Regions from separate parts of the Homo sapiens genome. Here region 1 is linked to region 2. A link is a contact called in ENCODE Hi-C or POLR2A ChIA-PET data. All regions are on one chromosome and are shown on one strand. Each heading gives the region's core, a stretch centred on a gene start or an enhancer-like site at or near the end of the contact. The rest is flanking DNA. Distances are from core to core; before and after follow the strand shown.

The links. Hi-C counts contacts between places; a loop is a spot of excess contacts on that map. ChIA-PET counts read pairs that join two places held with the same protein, here RNA polymerase II (POLR2A). Pooled maps may share reads with other maps.
Region 1: a pooled map shows a loop between it and region 2 (6-fold over the local background). The contact joins the enhancer-like site here to the promoter of TRMT2B in region 2. A Hi-C loop is called at or near these places in 9 of 50 pooled maps. POLR2A ChIA-PET finds 5 or more read pairs at or near these places in 9 of 52 experiments (BJ, Caco-2, OCI-LY7 and 6 more).

Annotation. Positions count from the first base shown.
Region 1 is chrX:100,993,609-100,999,729 of GRCh38, reverse strand. It overlaps a transcript of TRMT2B not described here. Among named protein-coding and RNA genes, the nearest start is that of ARL13A, 27 kb to the right of the region's middle. Within about 2 kb of position 4,114, at least 5 of the 41 ENCODE cell types and tissues checked have a DNase peak (open chromatin) inside an H3K27ac peak, as active enhancers do.
Region 2 is chrX:101,050,774-101,057,032 of GRCh38, reverse strand. It overlaps TRMT2B (tRNA methyltransferase 2B), which reads left to right and starts at 4,922. Exons shown (of 14, transcript NM_024917.6): 1 at 4,922-5,216; 2 at 5,300-5,782.

The DNA of each region.
Region 1 (6,121 bases), core at 2,865-5,364, 56 kb after region 2:
TCCCAAACTTGTATGTATATTAAAATCTCCCAGGGATCTTTCCAAACTTCCAAGTGCAGACCATGTCCAGACCAGCTGAGTCATCACAATCACTGGAGGTGGGACACAGGCGTTGGTAATATTAAAATTTCCCCGGTGATTCCCATATGCAGCCAGCATTGAGAAGTACAGTATTATGGTATTAGATAATGCCCTTTGATTGTTTTTGGGCTGGAAGGGAGAAGATGATTGTCATTTGTTGAGATGTAAGTCTTCCAACCCTTTATCTTCAAAATCACATTGGAAATTTATAGCTTACAGGGGCATCATTGTCACTTTCCTAAGGAATATATTTCAAAATGGCATGCCCATAAAGTGCAGTCATGAAGCTCCCTTAGTACTTGCCAATTAATGTTAGTGCAAAAGGACAATTGAAATGAAATACAGCTATTATGTCTGACACTTAACAATTTTCCATCAGGTGATTCTATTTCATTAATACATGTATTTCCACATTGTTTCTCATTGTCTCTCTTCAAAGGAGACTAAGCAGGGTGGCAGTGCCCACATGTGGCCCAGAGCCACACAATGGAGGAACATGTAAATATCCTCAAGTCCATTTGTGACTGTTAGGGACATTCATGATACATGGAGGGGAGAGGCCTTTGCTCTGAGGATCTACAAAAGGAATTGAAATATTTCAGGATATTGGTATTTACCATTTGCCTTTACTGATTACCTTTATACGTAACCAAGCCAAGGAATATCAGAGAGGGCTATACTAAACTGTTTAGTAGTCTGTCTCCTCCAACTAGACTGTAAGGTTTAAGAGGACAAGAGCTATATCTTGGTCACTGTTGTATATGTAACACCTAGCACAGTGTCTGAAATATGGCAGGTGCTTAGATAGGCGATATAGCATACTGGCCAAGCAGAGCAGTTTTGGAGTCAGGCTGACCTGGCCTAAATCCTGACTCTATCACTTACATGCTCTGTGATCTAGGACAAGTTACTTGACCTCTCCAATGCTCTTTTTACCACCCATCTCCATGTAAAATAAGGATAATAATAGCACTTATCTCATGGAGATTGCTGTGACCAATTAGTGAAACAATCTGTGTATATATAAAACACTTTGCAAATTGCTTGGCACATAGCATGCATGAAATGGGTGTCGTTTTTTTTTTTTTTTTTTTGCGACAGAATCTCGCTCTGTCGCCCAGGCTGGAGTGTGGTGGCACCATCTTGGCTCACTGCAACTTCCACCTCCTGGGTTCAGGTGATTCTTCTGCCTCAGTCTCCCGAGTAGCTGGGATTACAGGCATGCGCCACCACGCCTGGCTAATTTTGTAATGGGTGTCATTCTTAATCATCCGATTATTTGTTGACAAATAAATGAATGTCATAGCCTGCTTTCCCTTCCCATTATTGAGATTAACTGGCAAAAATAATTTGTTTCCTGTAAGTTTTCTTCTTTTTTTTTTTTTTTTTGAGATGGAGTCTCACTCTGTCACCCAGGCTGGAGTGCAGTGGCATGATCCTGGCTCACTGCAACCTCTGCCTCCCGGGTTCAAGTGATTCTCCTGCCTCAGCCTCCTGAGTAGCTGGGATTACAGGCATGTACCACCACGCCCGGCTAATTTTTGTATTTTTAGTAGAGATGGGATGGGATTTCACCATGTTGGCCAGGCTGGTCTCAAACGCCTGACCTCAAGTGATCCGCCCACTTCAGCTTCCCAAAGTGCTGGGATTACAGGCGTGAGCCACTGCACCAGGCCAATTTTCTGTGTTTTCAATAATTAATTTTAGGCAAGTCAAACCAAACACATCGCAGAGTCCCTTCCCTGTTGGTGTGGGTGTTTCTCAGCATTTATGTTTTAGTCAAATATTACAGCTTTTAGTAAAAATTTATATACGGTTTGAAGAAAAATGAAGCATAGAAAGCAGACAAGGAAGGCTATTTCTCTCATTTTGTCACCTTCATAATGTTGGTTGCTAAAAATAACCTACTTGTCAAATCATTTTGTACTACTGCGAGAAGTGCTAATGTAAGACATGTTTTCTGAAAATAACTGTGATGAGGCGTCTTGGATTAAGGGCTTTGGTACAGAAGTGATGGAGTTCCCTTCTGGGTAGAGTGGCTCAGGATCATAACTTGCTTAGAACACCTACTAGCTTACCCTTTCAACTCCTTAAGAGGAAACCTGTTTGTAGGATTTTTTTTGTAAACTAACCAATCTATAAATGTTGTATGGGATCCTGAATTAAATCTTGAACAACAACAACAAAAAGGACATTAGTGAAAACACCGAAGTCTAAATAAAGTCTGTTGTCTAGTAACTAGTATGATGATAATGTTAATGTGATAGTTTTGATCAGTGTACCAGAAGATGAGATGCTACCGTTAGGGGAAGCTAGGTGAAGGGTATACATGAACTTTCTGAACTACAGTTACAACTCTTGAGTAAATCTAAAATTATTTCAAAATGCAAAGTTAAAAGAAACTAACTATAGTCTTTGGAAAACTAAATATACTGATTGAAAGCTAATTCTAGAAAAACCAGGTCTGGAAAGGTGTTAAGGCCACATCTCGAGGGAGAGAATTTTACTCACTCAGATACCCAGATATGTGCTAGATGTTTGACTGACTGTAAGTACCAACCCTGACAAGGTGACAAGAGGGGTAGTGTGCAACAATTCTTTTACAAATATGGAACTTATAGAAGCCTATCAAAAAAAAAATCTAGTTCCTTTCTTTCCATATAAGCAAGGCTAGTTCAAAACACAGTGGCCCAACTAAAAGAGGTTCAATATAAGTTATTTTTTGGTTTTTTGTTTTTTGAGTAGCGTCTCACTCTGTTGCCCAGGCTGGGTACAGTGCTGTGATTATAGCTCACTGCAACCTCAGTCTCCTGGGCTCAAGTGACCCTTTTTTTTCAGCCTCCTGAGTAGCTGGGACTACAGGCATGTGCCAACATGCCTGGCTAATTTTTGATCGTTAGTAGAGATGAGGTCTCGCTATGTTGCCCAGGCTGGAAATGTAAATTTTCTTAATCTCCCATCTTAGACTTATTTGGTCGGCTTGGAGTTAGGAAGGAATTTCTCACTGTAGTGCCAAACCTGAAATGGTAATTGTGTTTGAGCAAGTTCCCTGAACATAAGGGGGCGAGGGGAGGAAGAGGAACGATCCAGGCCATTTTTGTTGATACATAATAGTTGCACATATTTTTTCATGTGATGTTTCGATATATGCATACAATGTGTAATGATCAGATCAGGGTAATTGAGATATTTGTTGCCTCAAACATTTTTTCTTTGTTGGGAATGTTTAAACTCTTCTAGCTGTTTTGAAATATACAATAAATGATTGTTAACTATAGTCACCCTACTGTGCTATTGGACATTAGAACTTATTCCTTCTATTATAACTGTATGTTTGTATTCATTAACCGACATCTCTTTCTCCGCTCCCCGCTCCACCCTTCCCAGCCTCTGGTATCTATCATTCTATTCTCTACCTCCATGAGATAACTTTGTTAGCACCCAAATATGAGTGAGAACATACGATATTTGTCTTTGTGTGCCTGGCTTATTTCATTTAACATAATGACCTCTAGTTCCATCCACGTTGCTCCAAATGATGGGGCACCAGCCCCCTTAGTATTCAGTTCTCCTTTAGTCCCTGAACCACATTATCAGTGGAGTTAACTCCTGTGTTAGCTAAAAGACAGGTGTCTTTGTAACCTAGTGTAATCAGCATGACAATTTTCTAAAAAAAAAAAAATGTATATTAAGAATGTGTTGGAGTAGGGGGTGTGGAATGTAAAAGAACTGTGGAACTCTTCATTCTTTTAAGTTCTTTAGAGAAGTGCTCTTATATGTATGCTTTACATAGTTAGGATCAGCATGTATATCTGCTCTTTCCTATTCTGCTGTTTTCACTTAACATTATTTCACATTCTGGTTTCCACCCACACAGTGCACATAATTGCCATCTTTAATGGCTGTGTAACATTCCATTGTATTGAATAGCATGCCAGTTGTTAGGACCGGGCTTATTTTTCTGAGCAGATCTAAAGGCCTGCTGTCTCATAGCACCAGAGGTCTATTTTAGTTCCTGGATGTGGCGACTAGCATGAGCGTGGGATCGCGTGGGATTCCTGAGTCATCAGTGCACAGCACAGCCTGAGTGCTTTGTTAACATTGCTCTCCCACCACCCAACAGCAGAGCCACCTCAGCCTCCCTGGACCAGATCCTGGCACTTACTGGGCACAGGGGTGGAAGTACATTCCCCCTGAGCTGATATTATCTATGTGCCAATAGCAGAAAGCATCTGCCACCTTCTCCTTCCTGGGATAACAATTGTTTCCTCCAGAGCTTGACATGAGAAAAAAGGCAAGGGGAGTGGGAGAACATTTTATTACAGCTGAAGGAATAAGGTACAGATCAGGGGTGCCATGGCTATAGTTCTTTTAGTTGCAGCTATAAAAATACAGCGGGATGAGGGGATGGTTTCAGTATTGGAAAGTTGGGTGACAGTTCTCATTCTCTATACACTTTCATGTCAGAAATTTAAGTTTTGGTCTTCCAATAAAGGGTTTACAGGGTTGAGTAACAAAGCAGTGAGTCCAGGCTTGACCCTTAAGTCAGTCATAGCCATCTTATGGTTAAGAATACTAGTTGGCAGGATTCTCCTGAGAAGAGTGATGTTGTGTTGAGTGCACTTATTACATCTTGCCAGTAGCAACTGCCTTGAAAATAAGTGATTTGAAGATGTTATTGAGAGGAAAGAACAATATTCAAAACACAACTGGGGCTGGGCACAGTGGCTCACACCTGTAGTCTCAGCACTTTGGGATGCCAAGGTGGGAGGATTGCTTAAGCCCAGGAGTTCGAGGTTGCAGCAAGCTATGACTGTGGCACTGCGCTACAATCTGGGTGATAGAGCAAGACCCTGCCACTAAAACAAAAATAAAAACACAACTGGTATGGCCCAAACACCCAACACTTGAATCTCTGGGGGATTTATAACTAGTTTAGCTACTACTGGTTTCCATGCTCCAACCCTGAATTATCACTGTTCTTTCTTAACCTTTGCTGCGTGCTAACTATATGACTCATTTCCTACAGAGGTCATAGATTGCTTAACAACCCTGCTGACAGAGTGCTACTGGCAGGTAGACCTAACACATGAATGACAAGTGAGGACTGGAGTGCAGGAATTGAAAACCATTCAGAGCAGAAGGACCTCTCTACCTATTCATAGTGAATTCTCTAGTCAGAAAGCCCAGGTCTGTCCCTGAAAGATAAGATAGAAACATACCCAGAGCCATATGAGTGAATGATAGGCCAGGGTCATTCATAAGCTGCAAGTGCCTCTGACGGGAGCTACATTCTAAACATCTTGGAGAGTGACCAAGACATTGACAACTAAAGAAAAGAAACCCCAAGGCAACCACTTGCCTTTAAGAAAATTTGCCCTCCAGGCTCAAGAAACTATCCATTTCTTGGTCCCTGGGCTGCCCCACTGAGAAAGAGATTTGTAAAACCTCTTTGGCAGATTTAGGATTCTGAAAGAGAAAAATATGGGAGGCGTTGGTTGTAATTACCCTAGATTCTCTATTCACTTTGTACTTGACAGTCTAAGACATCTCTCTTTGGGTTGTTTTCTACAGAAAAGTGGATACCTATCCCAGAAGGGGGACTATAGCTTTCTAATGATCTCACCGAGCTCCTTCCCTAAATCAACATAATAGTAGCTAATATTTAATATCCTACTTAGGGTGTGCCAGGCACTATTCTAAACATTTTTGTGTGTATCATCCCTTTTAAACTTTACAGCAGGCCTTTGAGGTAGGCACTGTTATTCCTGCCTTCACTGGGGGAAATTGCCTGGTCACCCAGCTTGGTAAGAGGTTTGGAAAGTATATTAACAGCCTGTAGCAACACAATTAAGATTCACTCAAAAAGAGATTTTTTTTCTTTACATGACTAAGGGTACACTGATTGTATTGGGAGGAGGGTATCTAAATAACTTTTTGTGATTGATAGATTCTATGTAGGAAAATTTGGTTGACACCCAGGAACACCTACATTGCACAAAAGGAAGTATGCCAATATACTGAAATTCAGTTGTGTTAG
Region 2 (6,259 bases), core at 3,673-6,172:
GTGCACCAAAGAACTTGTTTAATGGAACCAAACCAGCCCTAAATGCCAACTAATTTTTGTAAGAGTTAAAGAAAGAGGAAAGAAACATGAAAAGTGGCTCAACAGACAAAGACAGGTTTATTTTGGATAATCAACCGGAGAGGGTCTTCTGGCCGATTTTGGTCAGGAGTGCTCTCTCTTACAGACTAAGAGTATTTATTGGTTTTAGGGTGAGGGAGCTTATTACAGGCTTGGAATGTTACTGTGGTGGGGAGAAGTTTATTGCAGGGTTGGAATGTCTCTGGTTGGAGGGGAGGTTACTTGGGGCTGGCATGTCTCTGGTTGGGGAGGGGTTTATCTTATGGTTGGAATGTTTCTGGTTGGAGATGTCATTTACGGTTTATGGTCATGTTGACCTTAGCCATTAGGCTGATGCCCTTTGGATTTAGGTGTTTTTTTGTTTGTTTGTTTGTTTTTGTTTTTGTTTTGAGAGGGACTTTCGTTATTGTTGCCCAGGCAGGAGTGCAATGACGCGATCTCAGCCTACTGCAACCTCTGCCTCCTGCGTTCAAGCAATTCTTGGCCAGGTGCGGTGGATCATGCCTGTGATCCTAGCACTTTGGGAGGCCGAGGTGAGTGGATCGCCTGAGGTCAGAAGTTCAAGACCAGCCTGGCCAGCATGGCAAAACCCTGTCTCTACTAAAAATACAAAAAATTAGCCAGGTGTGGTGGCAGGTCCCTGTAATCCCAGCTACTTGGGAGGATGAAGCAGGAGAATTGCTTGAACCCAGGAGGCGGAGGTTGCAGTGAGCTGAATTCACACCATTGCACTCCAGCCTGGGCAACAAGAGTGAAACTCCATCTCAAAAAAAAAAAAAAAAAAAAAAAAAAAGGAAAAGAAAAGAAAAAAAGAAGAAAAAAAAGCAATTCTCCTGTTTCAGCTCCTGAATAGCGGGGATTACAGGCATGCACCACCACGCCCAGCTACTTTTTGTATTTTTAGTAGAGACGGGGTTTCACCATGTTGGCCAGGCTGGTCTTGAACTCCTGACCTCAGGTGATACTGCCCGCCTCAGCCTCCCAAAGTGCTGGGATTACAGGCATGAGCCTCCTTACCCGGCCTTAGGTGGTTTTTGATCAAGGAGAACTTTAGAATTGTGGTGCTTGTCCAAGATGGCGATGCTCCTGCTTGGTAAATTTTAATATGTTATTTCTGAGAGCGAATGCTGTAGCCTCTCAGCTATCTTTTCCTTGCACCAAAATGAGAATGTTTGACAAATTCCTAGGGATTTCACTTTGTTGTGATTTGGTTTGCTAATAACAAAATTAAGTAAAAGGTTATCTTGGTTCCAGCTCTTATTTGAGTTAACAATATTCCTTATCATCTATGACATATCCACTTACTGACTTTCTGGTTGAAGGGTCTAACCTTTCCTATAATACGGGGTATTTCTTTCCCCTCTTACAAATGTAATGATTTCGCTTTTATAGTAGAATATGCTTTACCAGATTAAATAAATATAAAGGGGTTAATGGCTAAATAATTACATTATAGCTGCTTTAATCTCTTTTCTCTCTCTACCCCTCAGGGTTTTCCTCCTTGAATGACAGGCCTGCTTTAAATGAATTTGCCTGGATGCTCAAAATAGGTGGGGGTGAGGGAGGAAATGCCTTCTCTCTTTCAGCAGACAAGATGGAATTCAGTTTAATTAATCAAATATTAATATTTATTGAGCTCGTATGGGACACCTGATTCTGTGCTAGGCACAACACAGAAGGCCAAAACGAGAAGTGATAAAGGAGCAGAAGGGCTTGGGAAGGGGAAGAAAGGGGAAGAGGAGGTGATAAAAGGTGTAGAGCTGTCTAGCCATATAAGAGGGGATTAAAAGATGAGAAAGGGAAAATAGAGCCAAAGGTAAATTCTCTGGCCTGGTCTCACTTGATAGCCCTGCATGGGCCTAGAAGGCTGAAGCAGTGGTTTGAGTTCAAATTTTGCTTATGAGCCATGAGAGCAGTTAGGATAGTGGCAATTTGAGTCAAACATTTACCTCCTCAAGGGTTTAGGATGGAAGTGAAATCTCTCTTTAAAAAACAAGAAACATACACGTGTGTGTTTGTGTGTGTGTGTGTGTGTGTGTGTGTGTGTGTGTGTGTTGTGGGGGCCAAAGTCATTGGCCCCTGAAGGTTCACTAAAATATCACTGATATGAGGCTGATTCATAGGAGAAAAGGCATACAAATTTATTTAACATGTACACATGGGAGCCTTCATCATGGAGACCCAACCTCCCAATAATTAACAGAAGCTTATATATCATCTTGAAATTACAGAAAGAGACCAGGCGTGGCTCATGCCTGTAATCCCAGCACTTTGGGAGGCCGAGGCGGGCAGATCACGAGGTCAAGAGATCGAGACCATCCTGGCCAACATGTTGAAACCCCGTCTCTACTAAAAATACAAAAATTAGCTGGGCGTGGTGGTGCAAGCCTGTAGTCCAGCTACTAGGGAGGCTGAGGCAGGAGAATCGCTCGAACCCGGGAGGCAGAGGTTGCAGTGAGCCGAGATCGCGCCACTGCACTCCAGCCTGGGTGACAGAGCGAGACTCCATCTCAAAAAAAAAAAAAGCCGGGCGTGGTGGCTCACGGCTGTAATCCCAGGACTTTTGGAAGCCGAGGCGGGTGGATCACGAGGTTGGGAGATCAAGACCATCCTGGCTAACACGGTGAAACGCCGTCACTACTAAAAATACAAAAAATTAGCCAGGCGTGGTGGCGGGCGCCTGTAGTCCCAGCTACTTGGGAGGCTGAGGCAGGAGAATGGCATGAACCCGGGAGGCGGAGCTTGCAACAGTGAGCCGAGATCGCGCCACTGCACTCCAGCCTGGGTGACAGAGCGAGACTCCACCTCAAAAAAAAAAAGTAAGAAATTACAGAAAGAATGTGGACGAACTCAGAGTATATACAAAAACAGGTTTTAGTGGCAAGATAGGTTATGGAAGAAAGGAAGAGACTTGGTTTGTGAAGGTGGCCTTGTCATGTAGAGGAAGCCTCCTTCCGAAAGAATAGCTGGTAAATGCTTCTTTTCAAACTTTTAAAGATGTCAGACTCTCAATCTCTCCTGGATCCAGGTAAGGCATAGAAATGGGAAGCTTGGCTGTATTCAAGGAGGTTCTCTACAGATGCAAATTTCCCCCATCTCAGTCCTCTGGTCCTGAGGCAGCCATTTCAAACATATGGCAAATACATTTATTTTGGGGTAAAATATTTTTATTTTCTTCAGAATGTATGAACACACAGTATATCAACTTATTTTGAATGATAATAGCTAACTTTGTGTACTTACTGTATTCTAAGCACTTTGTGTGTATTAACTCATTTAATCGTTGTCACAACCGTATGAGGTAGGTAAAATTATTGTGGACATTTTTTTTCAGATGATGAAACTGAAGCACTGAGTAATTAAATAACTTGCTCAGTGGACACAGCTTATCAGTGGCAGATCTGCTGGGGGTGGTGGCTTATGCCTGTAATCCCAGCACTTTGGGAGGCCGAGGCAGGCGGATCACCTGAGGTCAGGAGATCGAGACCAGCCTGACCGACGTGGTGAAACTCCATCTCTACTAAAAATACAAAAATTAGCTGGGCGTGATGGTGCACTCCTGTAATCCCAGCTACTCGGGAGGCTGAGGCAGGAGAATCGCTTGAACCTGGGAGGCGGAGGTTGCGGTGAGCCGAGATCACACCATTGCACTCTAGCCTGGGCAACAAGAGCAAAACTCTGTCTCAAAAAACAGAAAAATAGAAAATAAGTGGCAGATCTGGGCTTTGAATCCTATTCTGACTGACTCAATGTTTGCTGCTATTTGAAGTATTGGGCCTTGTTTAATTTACTACTGTACTCACTAAGGCTAACACATTGCCTTGCACATAATAGGCATGTTATGCTTTGAATAAATATTAATACATGAAATGTTGACTACAAAGTGTTTTCCACTTGAGCACAATTACTATTAAGCATAAAAATTAAATATCATTAAATGTACGTTCACTATTTTTTTTTTTTGAAACGGAGTTTCACTCTTTTTGCCCAGGCTGGAATGCAATGGCATGATCTCAGCTCACTGCAACCTCCACCACCTGGGTTCGAGTGACTCTCCTGCCTCAGCCTCCTGAGCAGCTGGGATTACAGGCGTGCGCCACCACGCCTAGCTAATTTTTGTATTTTTAGTAGAGATGGGGTTTCACCATGTTGGTCAGGCTGGTCTCGAACCCCTGACCTCAGGTGATCCTTCCGCCTCGGCCTCCCAAACTGCTGGGATTACAGGCGTGAGCCACTGCACCCACCTCGGTAGGTTCACTTTGCTGTAAATTTTACTCTATTAAAGCAACAATATTTTACAGCACACAGATGTGTGTATACTTCAAGTTTTCTTACTCGTGGCTGGGCTAATGACTCCTCTAAAAATTAGAGGTATTACTGAATGTAGTCCAGGAGGTAGTGAATCAACCAAAAAGAGACATCTGTCCTCTTTTTGAGTTCTGTAGTTGAAGAAAAAGATTATTTCTGAGGGTTTAGGATTTAATAGTCTTGAGTGGGATCCAGTGAAGAAACTATAAAGTATTTTTCTGATGCAGTGTTAAAAGAGAATGAATGCTTGAGAAACCCCACGGCCCAGAATAGATCTGGCTTTTACCAAAGGATGCCATTTCACGGAACCACCCTGTTTCTCATCTCCCAATCTTCCAACCCGTTAGGGATCTGATGTCTGCAATTCTATCATGAGAAAACTATTCCTTGAGTTGGAAGACTTAAACTGCAAGCACCCCTGGGATGGCTAACGCAGTTAACACTGCAGTGTGAACGTCTTCGTGAGTCTCTTATGTAGATCCACCAATGGGACGGTGAGGAAAGAGCAGGTGGTGGGCGGGGCCCCGGGGAGGGGAGGAGAGGAGAACTTAGAGAAGGAAGGCGGCGGGTGTCAGGGCTATGAGTGCTTTTAAGGAAGGTCTCCATAGAAGGTTCCCCCAGCAAAGTAGGGAGGGGTACTCCCCGAGAGGAGTCGAGGTGCCGGAGCCTGCTGCCTCGCCGACGCTGGGAGGAGCCCCGTGTCCCGCCGCGCTTGCCAAGGGTTGGCTGCGCGTGCGGCGGGAGTAGAGGCGCCTTGCGCACCAGGAAGTGACTGTTTCCCCGCCGCAGCAAACCAGGCCATCCGCTGGCCTTTTAGTTTGCCGCCTCAGGTTTGTAAGAGGATTTATTGGTTACGAAGGAAGGTAAGGTGGATAAATAGCCCGGAAAACCTGATTTAACCCTTGCTTTACAGAAAACTCCCTACTATGCCAAACTGTCCGCGGGGCGGGGAATGGAGGAGGCAGGCGGGGCTGGAGACGGGACCCGACGGTGACTGCGCAAGGTCGTGTACGGCCCAGCGTGGGCCTGTGCCCTAACTCCTCCCACTCCCTTACTTTCTGTCCTTCCCGGGCCCTGCAGACCGGCCAAGTTTAGTGGTAGCCTTTCCTAGTGTCTCCTCTTTGTTAACCCTTCCTACAGACACAGTGGGCAGAACTTGCCTAAAGAAGAAGGGAATGGAAGGGCTAGTGGAGTCTTGTTGGGGAGACAAGGACCTGACTGCCTGTGGGCTGCATTCGGGACACGACACAGCAGTCAACCCATTTGCTTGTTTGGTTTAGCAAGGAATAGTGTCTGGAGCCGGTCCAGCTGAAGGAAGGGTGAGCAGAGAGTGCAAGCAGGACCCTTGTCGGTGGGTGAACATTTTGCTCCAAAAGGGATCCTTGGCCCTGCGCAGGTGAGACCTACCACATAGTCTCTTTGATTTGAACCTCTCTGAGCACAGGAGAGTTAGCCTGCCTTCCTATTTGGGCTACTCTGGACTCCAGGACTCTTCCTGATCAATTCCTGAGGCAGGTATAGAACAGTCGAGCACGACTGCTCACACGCTTTTTTTTTTTTTTGCTGAGGAAAAAACTCCCAAGCATTTTTATTTTTTATTTGTTTGAGACGGAGTCTAGCTTTGTCACCCAGGCTGGAGTGCAGTGGTGCGATCTCGGCTCACTGCAACCTCCGCCTCCCGGGTTCAAGTGATTCTCCTGCCTCAGCCTCTGGAGTAGCTAGGATTACAGGCGCCTGCCACCACGCCCAGCTAATTTTTGTATTTTTAGTAGAGACTGGGTTTCACTCTGTTGGTCAGGCTGCTCTCGAACTCCTGACCTTGTGATCCGGCTGCCTCGGCCTCCCAAAGTGCTGGGATTACAAGCGAGAGCCA